3 separate regions of the Homo sapiens genome follow, and regions 2 and 3 are each linked to region 1. A link is an interaction called in ENCODE POLR2A ChIA-PET data of the cell type or tissue named here. Cell type or tissue: A673. All regions are shown on one strand. Region 1 has its middle 16 kb from the start of PHF19. Region 2 overlaps B3GALT9 (beta-1,3-galactosyltransferase 9). Region 3 overlaps RAB14 (RAB14, member RAS oncogene family).

Evidence for each region. ChIA-PET counts read pairs that join two places held together with the same protein. Peaks named below come from ENCODE experiments on the same cell type or tissue, not always from the same donor. Only the 100,000 strongest peaks of a DNase experiment are listed, where the experiment ranks them.
Region 2: POLR2A ChIA-PET joins it to region 1 with 6 read pairs; 11 of 35 experiments call an interaction of 5 or more read pairs at or near these places.
Region 3: POLR2A ChIA-PET joins it to region 1 with 7 read pairs; 4 of 35 experiments call an interaction of 5 or more read pairs at or near these places.

The regions. Positions count from the first base shown.
Region 1 is chr9:120,891,530-120,894,029 of GRCh38, reverse strand. It overlaps a transcript of PHF19 not described here. Among named protein-coding and RNA genes, the nearest start is that of PHF19, 16 kb to the right of the region's middle. RefSeq lists an enhancer at 1,190-1,409. In A673, no CTCF peak of the experiment used is centred here; a DNase peak (open chromatin) is centred at 1,089.
Region 2 is chr9:120,801,708-120,804,207 of GRCh38, reverse strand. It overlaps B3GALT9 (beta-1,3-galactosyltransferase 9), which reads right to left. Exons shown (of 3, transcript NM_001386823.1): 3 at 2,421-2,500. Among named protein-coding and RNA genes, the nearest start is that of B3GALT9, 9.5 kb to the right of the region's middle. In A673, no CTCF peak of the experiment used is centred here; no DNase peak of the experiment used is centred here.
Region 3 is chr9:121,187,974-121,190,473 of GRCh38, reverse strand. All of the region lies in intron 4 of RAB14 (RAB14, member RAS oncogene family), which reads left to right. Among named protein-coding and RNA genes, the nearest start is that of RAB14, 13 kb to the left of the region's middle. In A673, no CTCF peak of the experiment used is centred here; no DNase peak of the experiment used is centred here; H3K27ac peaks cover 527 bases.

The DNA of each region.
Region 1 (2,500 bases):
TTGTGAAAACTGGGAGCGCTGGGTGGGCCCCACATGGTTTGAGTCAGTAGTTCTGGAGTGAGGCTGGAGATTTTGCATTTATAAGAGCTCCCAGTCTAGGCTGATGCTCCAGGTCTGGAGCTACACTTTGAGAACCACTGCCCTATGCAACAGTGCCTCTTATGAATAAATTTTAGGCCCTTAGGGAAACCTACAACTCACCATAGACCACCTTCCATCGCAGGGATCTATATGATGTATTTTCTCCCTCGTAACAGTATTAGAGAGTTGCTTTCCTGACTGTCTGCCTGGTGTCCAACCCTCAGAGGGAGTGAGCCCCAGACACTACATTCAGTCATCTCTGAGTGCACCTCCTGTGCACTGCATGACGTGTGCTTTCTAAAGCATGCGTGCATCTGTCAAGCAAAAGGTCAAGGAACCGTTCAAAGATGAATTTGCTCACTTAAGTGATGACCAGGAGAGGGATCAGTCAGGGCTGGGAAGCTTGCAGAAAACTGCCAGAGGCTTCCAGAAAGGGAATGTACAGGGCTAGGGCTAGAGATTGGATGACGGGGGCAGACAGGACAGGGTCTTTAGCACATAAGCATGCTGAGAGGGGAGTGATGGGGCAGCCACACTCAGACAGGGAGCCACCTGCCATCACTGCTATAATCAGAGGGGCCCTGGTGTGGAGGGGAGCAGAGACCTGGGACAAGGAGCTGAGGGAATCGAGAGCTTCTGGAAGGCCTCCCCATTTTATTGACCCAGTGAATCCATGTGGTTTCTCTGTCACACTCTAGCTGGCTTGAGCAAAGGGAGAGCGTCCTCACTCATGTTGCACACATTACTGCCTTTACTAAGTCATTTAACAATGACATTCATAGATGAGGGTATTTCTGGTGTTGAAATAATCACAGCTGCCACTTATTAAGTGCCTGTTACATGCTAGGCACTTTACATCATCTTACTCAATCCTCCCAGCAACTCTGATAAGGTGGCACTGAGATTGTCCCCATTGTACAGACGAGGAAACTGAGGCTAAGAGAGGTTAGTCAGCTTGGCTAAGGTCCCAGTCGCTAGGAAATGGCAGGGCTATTGTCTTTCCATCTCTAAACTGCTGCTTTCCACTCTACCATCCTGCCCTCATTTCCTGAACACCTGCTCTGTGCAAGGCCCTGTGTGCAACCACAAAATGAATCATTCAAGTAGTCATGTATTCAATAACCCTTTTTTTCAGCACTTACTATTTTTATGGGCTTATTTATTTATAGCATGCCTTATTTCAGAAAGCACTTAACTTCTTTATTTGATATACAAGCATAAAATTTTACAGGAGTGGTCATGTGACAAGCATCAAACGAAAAACAGAAGTTGGAAAGGTCAGAAGCACCCAGGAATGACAGGTATACAAGTGTGGACCTTGAGGTCCTATATGCCATGGGGACAGGCCACAAATTGCCCTCTGACCTTTCTAGCAGCTAAAACTTGATCCCACGCAATTCAGTGTCCATAAGACACTGGCACACCATTGCTGAGGCAAATCAAAACTCTATTAGGCCCTGAGACCTGAGAGGTATTTTTTTAGAGAGTTGGCATGAAGAGAACACTGTTAAACGTGAGGAACAATGTCCCCAAACAGCCTCCCAATTGCACGTACGGCACAAGTCTCAGGGGCCGTTTCCTGTACCCGCTCCCCACCGCCTCCCCACTCCTACTCCGTGCTGGCCCAAGTCCCATAGCAGGAAAACAGCTCAAAAAAGAGAGAGCCGAGACAAGGCCAGGCAAGCACACCACCCTCTAGCTTCATCCACGTGTGGGGTTTGCCGCAAACATTGGTAATAGATGCTAAATTCAGGTCCCAGGTAAGTTTTGTTTGGTCTGAGCTGTGTACTTAAATGGCTTGAATTAGTTGTCAGCTTTAAACAAGTTTCACCTTTTTAAAAATTCAGATTTTTGGCATTCTCTTTTTAAAAAAGAGGGACTTGACAACATGGGGCCCACATTCCCAAAGGACAAGAATTTGCTAGAGCCAGTCGTTTTCCAGTCCCCGCATGGTCCCCTGGAGGCCTTTCTTTGCTTTGAACTTTCCTACCTGGCTCTGCAAGGCGTCAGGGGTTTGCAGCCTGTTTTAGGATGTTTTGAGCCCTGGCACATTTGTGTGCAGAAGGATCACCAGGAGACTTGTTTATAGCACAGGGTCCCTGGTCTGGCTCCTTGGATTTGGGGTGGGGCTCAGACAGGCATCCTTCTACCAGGTGACTGTGATGCTTCCGTCTCTCCTAACAAGCACGGAAGACTGGGTGGGGCCTGTGGGGGACTATACAGCTGCTCAATGCTACTGACTCAGATAAACAGATGACTAGTTTTCTTTCAACACAACAAATATGGCAAATATAGTGGGGTTCCGAGTTCAAGGTTATACTCCCCGAGGTGCCTGGAGTGCAGCTCCTCTAAGTGGCTGGGTGGGTCTTGAGTCGTGTGCTGTAAATTATGGTGGCGCTCCACCTGGGCTGCACCTTGA
Region 2 (2,500 bases), 90 kb after region 1:
CTACGTTAACAGAATGAAGGGGACAAAATTATATGAGCATCTCAATAGATGCAAAAAAGGCATATGGTAAAATTCAACATTTTTTCCTGATAAAAACTTTCAAAAATAAAGTATTAAAAGAATGTACCTCAACACAATAAAAGTCACACATGACAAACACATAGCTAACATCATTCTCAACAGAAAAATAAAGTTAAAAGCTTCTCCTCTAAAATCAGAAACAAGACAAGGATGCTCACTCTCACTTCTGTTCAGTATAGTATTGGAAGTCCTAGCCAGAGCAAATAGACAAGAAAAAGAAATAAAATTGGCTGGGTGCAGTGGCTAATGCCTGTAATCCCAGCACTTTGGGAGGCCGAGGCAGACGGATCACCTGAGGTCAGGAGTTCGAGACCAGCCTGGCCAACATGGTGAAACCTCTTCTCTATTAAAAATACAAAAATCAGCCGGGAGTGGTGATGGGTGCCTGTAATCCCAACTACTCGGGAGGCTGAGGCAGGAGAATCCCTTGAACCCAGGAGGCGGAGGTTGCGATGAGCTGAGATCACGCCATTGCACTCCAGCCTGGGCGACAGAGTGAGACTCCATCTCAAAAAAAAAAAAAAAAAAAGGAAAGAAAAAGAAATAAAATTAGCCAAATAGGCCAGGTGTGGCAGCTCACACCTGTAATCCCAACACTTTGGGAAGCTGAGGCAGGAGGATCACTGAGGCCAGGAGTTCAAGACCACCCTGGGCAACATGGCAAGATCCCATCTCTGTAAAAAATACAAAAATTATCTGGGCGAGGTGGTGCACACCTGTATTCTCAGCTACTCGGGGGGCTGAGGCAAGAGGATCTATTGAACTTGGGAGGTCAAGGATGCGGTGAGCTGTGTTCATGCCATTGCATTCCAGCCTGGGCAACAGAGCGAGATCTTGTCTTGAATATATATATATATATAATATAAAAATTAAAAATATATATATTTCCAAATAGGAAAGGAAGAAGTGAAACTGTCACTGTTTACTGACAATATGACCTTATAAGAGAAAACCCTAAAGACTCCATCAAAAACTGTTAGAACTGCACTGGGCATAGTGGCTCACGCCTGTAATCCCAGCATTTTGGGAGGCTGAGGTGGGCGGATCACCTGAGGTCAGGAGGTTGAGACTAGCCTGATCAATATGGTGAAACCCCGTCTCTACTAAAAATACAAAAATTAGCCGGGTGTGGTGGCGGGCGCCCGTAGTCCCAGCTACTCAGGAGGCTGAGACAGGGGAATTGCTTGAACCTGGGAGGCGGAGGTTGCAGTGAGCCGAGATCGTGCCACTGCACTCCAGCCTGGGCAACAGAGCGAGACTCCATCTCAAAAACAAAAACAAAAACAAAAAACAAACAAACAAAAACTGTTAGAACTGACAACCAAATTCAGTAAAGTTGCAGGGAAAAAAATCAACTTATGAAAATCAGTAGCATTTTCATATTCTAACAATGTACTATCTGAAAAAGAAAACTATCCTTTTTATAGTAGCATCAAAAGAAAAAAAACCCAAAATACTTAGGAGTAAATTTAAATAAGGAGGTAAAAAAATCTGTGTAATAAAAACTGTAAAATGTTGATGAAAGAAATTGAAGATGACACAAATTACAGAAAAGATATGCCACGTTCATGGATTGGAAGGACTAATGTTAAAATGTCCCTGCTACCTGAAGCCACATACAGATTCAATTCAAACTCTAGTAAAACTCCAATGATATTTTTCATGGAAATAGAAAAAAAATCCTAATATTCATATGAAAATGCAAAAATCTTTGAACAGCCAAAACAATCTTGAGCAAAAATAACAAAGCCGAAGGCATCATACTACTGGATTTGAACATCTGTTACAAAGCTACAGTAATCTAAACAGCATGTACACTATAAAAATAGACACACAGACCAATGGAACACAATAGAGAGCCCAGAAATAAATTCATTCATTGATAGTCAATTGATTTTTGATAAAGATGCCAAGAACACTGAATGGGAAAAAGATAGTCTTTACAATGAATGGTGCTGGGAAAACTGGATGGATATCTACCTGCAGAATAATAAAAGTATACCCTCATCTCACACTATATACAAAAATCAACTCACAACGGATTAAAGACTTAAATGTAAGACCTTAAATGTAAGACCTGTACAACTACTAGAAGAAAACATAGGTGGGGGAAGCTCCATGACATTGGTCTGGGCGAAGATTTTCTTGGCTATGACCCCTTAAGTATAGGCAACAAAAGCTAAAATAGACAAATGAGATAATACCAAACTATAAAGCTTGTGCATATCAAAAGCAGCAATCAGTGAAGAGATAAGCTATGGAATGGGAGAAAATATTTGCAAGCCATATATCTGTTCTGGGGTTAATATCCAAATAGATAAGGGACTCAAACAACACAATAGCATGAAAGCAAATCACTTTATTTATTTTATTTTATTTTGTTTTTTGAGATAGAGTCTCAGACTGTTGCCCAGGCTGG
Region 3 (2,500 bases), 300 kb before region 1:
TTTAGTTTGTAATTGTATGACTGTGAATGAACTTACTTGTTTTTTATGGTTTCTTAAGTTGCCATGTAAAACTTGATATAACACATTGATATTTTCCAAAAGTTTTTATGACTGAAGAAAAATTTAGGGAGTTAGTTATTGGGTGAAGCTAATAGAAGAATACAGTTCTGAAAAGCAGCTTCAGTTGAATGATTTGAGGAGAAATAATATTTTATATAAAATGTTCTTTTAAGTAGAAAGCAAGCAACTCACTCTTGGGACTTACTCTATTTAGTCTCTAGTGTTAAAGTTTACACCTCTCAAAAGAAGGCCAAGCAAAGAGTTTTGCTAGTCCAGCATGGTAGATTATAAAAAACTTTATGCTTGCATCTGAAGGTGTTTGAGTATTTATTTACTAATTTTTTTTTCTCTTAAAATGGATAGAAATGACTTCAAATACTACATGCAGTAGGTTTAAATTTATTTCAACATGACTGTTTCTGGAATTCCAAAGCACTTGATGTAAAGTAATAAAACTACTGTACATAAAGGTTTGACTTTGGAGAACATGGAAAACTGTGCCACTTGATTAGACCCTGCACTGTTTGTCTACTGTAAGCTAGAAAATGAACTGGATCACCTTTCATGTTGATGTAAAGTGCCAGTCAAAAGCAATGTGACTCTGTTTCTTGGGGGTAAAGATGGGCGAGTGGGACCAAGTGATAATTAGAGTTTAAAGCATATTTCCTTTCGGAAAATGCCTTAAAAGGTTTCCTCTTGATGTGTCATAATGTGCGTTAGCATATTAAGACTCTGGGAAGTTCTGCAGTAAGAAATTCTTTGCTGTATGACTTTATTTAATTTGGTGTTTCCTAAGCTTATTTTATTGAGGAACACACTTTGGGAAATGCTGCCTTAGAATAAAGATATTGACTAATTATAATTATAGTGCCTAAAGTTTTCAGTAAATTCTAGAATTGGGTGGCCTCAAAGGGAAACAAGCCTTAATGCCCTTCATTATAGCCAGGCAATCTGTGATATGATCAAGAGTATTATGGGAAGACTGTTAATAAACCTGGCCGCCTACGCAGAACTGTCTGATTTTATAAGGAATGCATTTCTGAAGACTTCACATAATTAAAAACTCAATAAAATTTAAGTATGGTGATGTGTGCTAAGAATATTGTTTTTGCTTTTAAGCATATCTTTTAAGCATAGTTAATACTTTTGGTAAAATCTGTGTCTATTCAAGTCATCAAAAAAAGTACTTCAGCTGGGAACAACCAGAACATGCATCAACTGATGAATGGATAAACACTGTGATATATCCATACAATGAAATGTTACTCAGCTATAAGGAAGAAGGAAATACTGATACAGGCCACAACATAGATGAAACTTGAAAACATTATGCTAAGTGGAAGAAACCAGACACTAAGAGACACATACTGTATGATTTCATTTATGAAATATCGAGAATTTATATTCTGGTAAATTTATAGAGAAAGAAAGTGGATTGCCAGAGGATGGGAGTGAGTGACTTCTAAGTGAGTTCAGAGTTTCTCTCTGGGGTGATGAAAATGTTCTAGAATTAGATAGTGGTGATCAGTGCACAGGTTTGTAACTATCCTTAAAACAACTAAATTACGTACTTTAAAAGAATAAGCTTTATGATATGTTCATTATATTGTAATAAAAACTGTTACTGGAAAAGAGTACCCGAGGCTTTAGTCAGGCGCTAAAGTGATACTTTATAGTGACTTTGGTGTTGCAGTCATGACAGCAATTTTTTTCTGTTATTCTTTGACATTTTACAAACGTAAAAGTCCCTTTTTATTTTTGTCATTAACTCTCATTGTTACAGGGTGCTTTTCTAAATTGACAGCGTAGCTTGTCGTGACAGTTGTTTTGCCATAACATTTTGACATATCTAGTATTTTAGCACTTTTTTTTTAGTACTAGTACCACCAATTAATATTTGAATAATATTTATTTATAGATTTAAAATTATAATTATAGTGAATATTAAATTAATAACAATTACCAGAATCATTGGCAGAAGTTATAGTACATGTAAGTAATATGGTTTATATGATTTTGGTACTAGGCTTTTCTGTGTACTTCACTCTCTGTGTCAGCTTTGAAATTTTAAAGTTCATCAAAGTCAGTAGAAATGTTCGGACTTGTTTAAGGTTTATGCATGAAGTAGTAAAACATACCTGTTGTATAAAGTCAAGATATGCCAATAATACGAATATCAAACACAGATAAGGCTTGTGCTTTTTAAAAATTGTATTTTATCATTGTTTACTTAGAAAATTCTAAAACATTGGGGGGAAAGGGGCTATTTTGATATATATGACTTTTTTGACATCTAAGTGGTGATTTATGAATAATATGATGTAACACAATAAAAGTCTGACTAAGGAGTTCTTTTCAGTTCTCATTGGGAAAGAACTATATACTTTGAATAACAGATTTTCTATGAGAACTGGCAGCTAGAGATCATGGAATATATTCA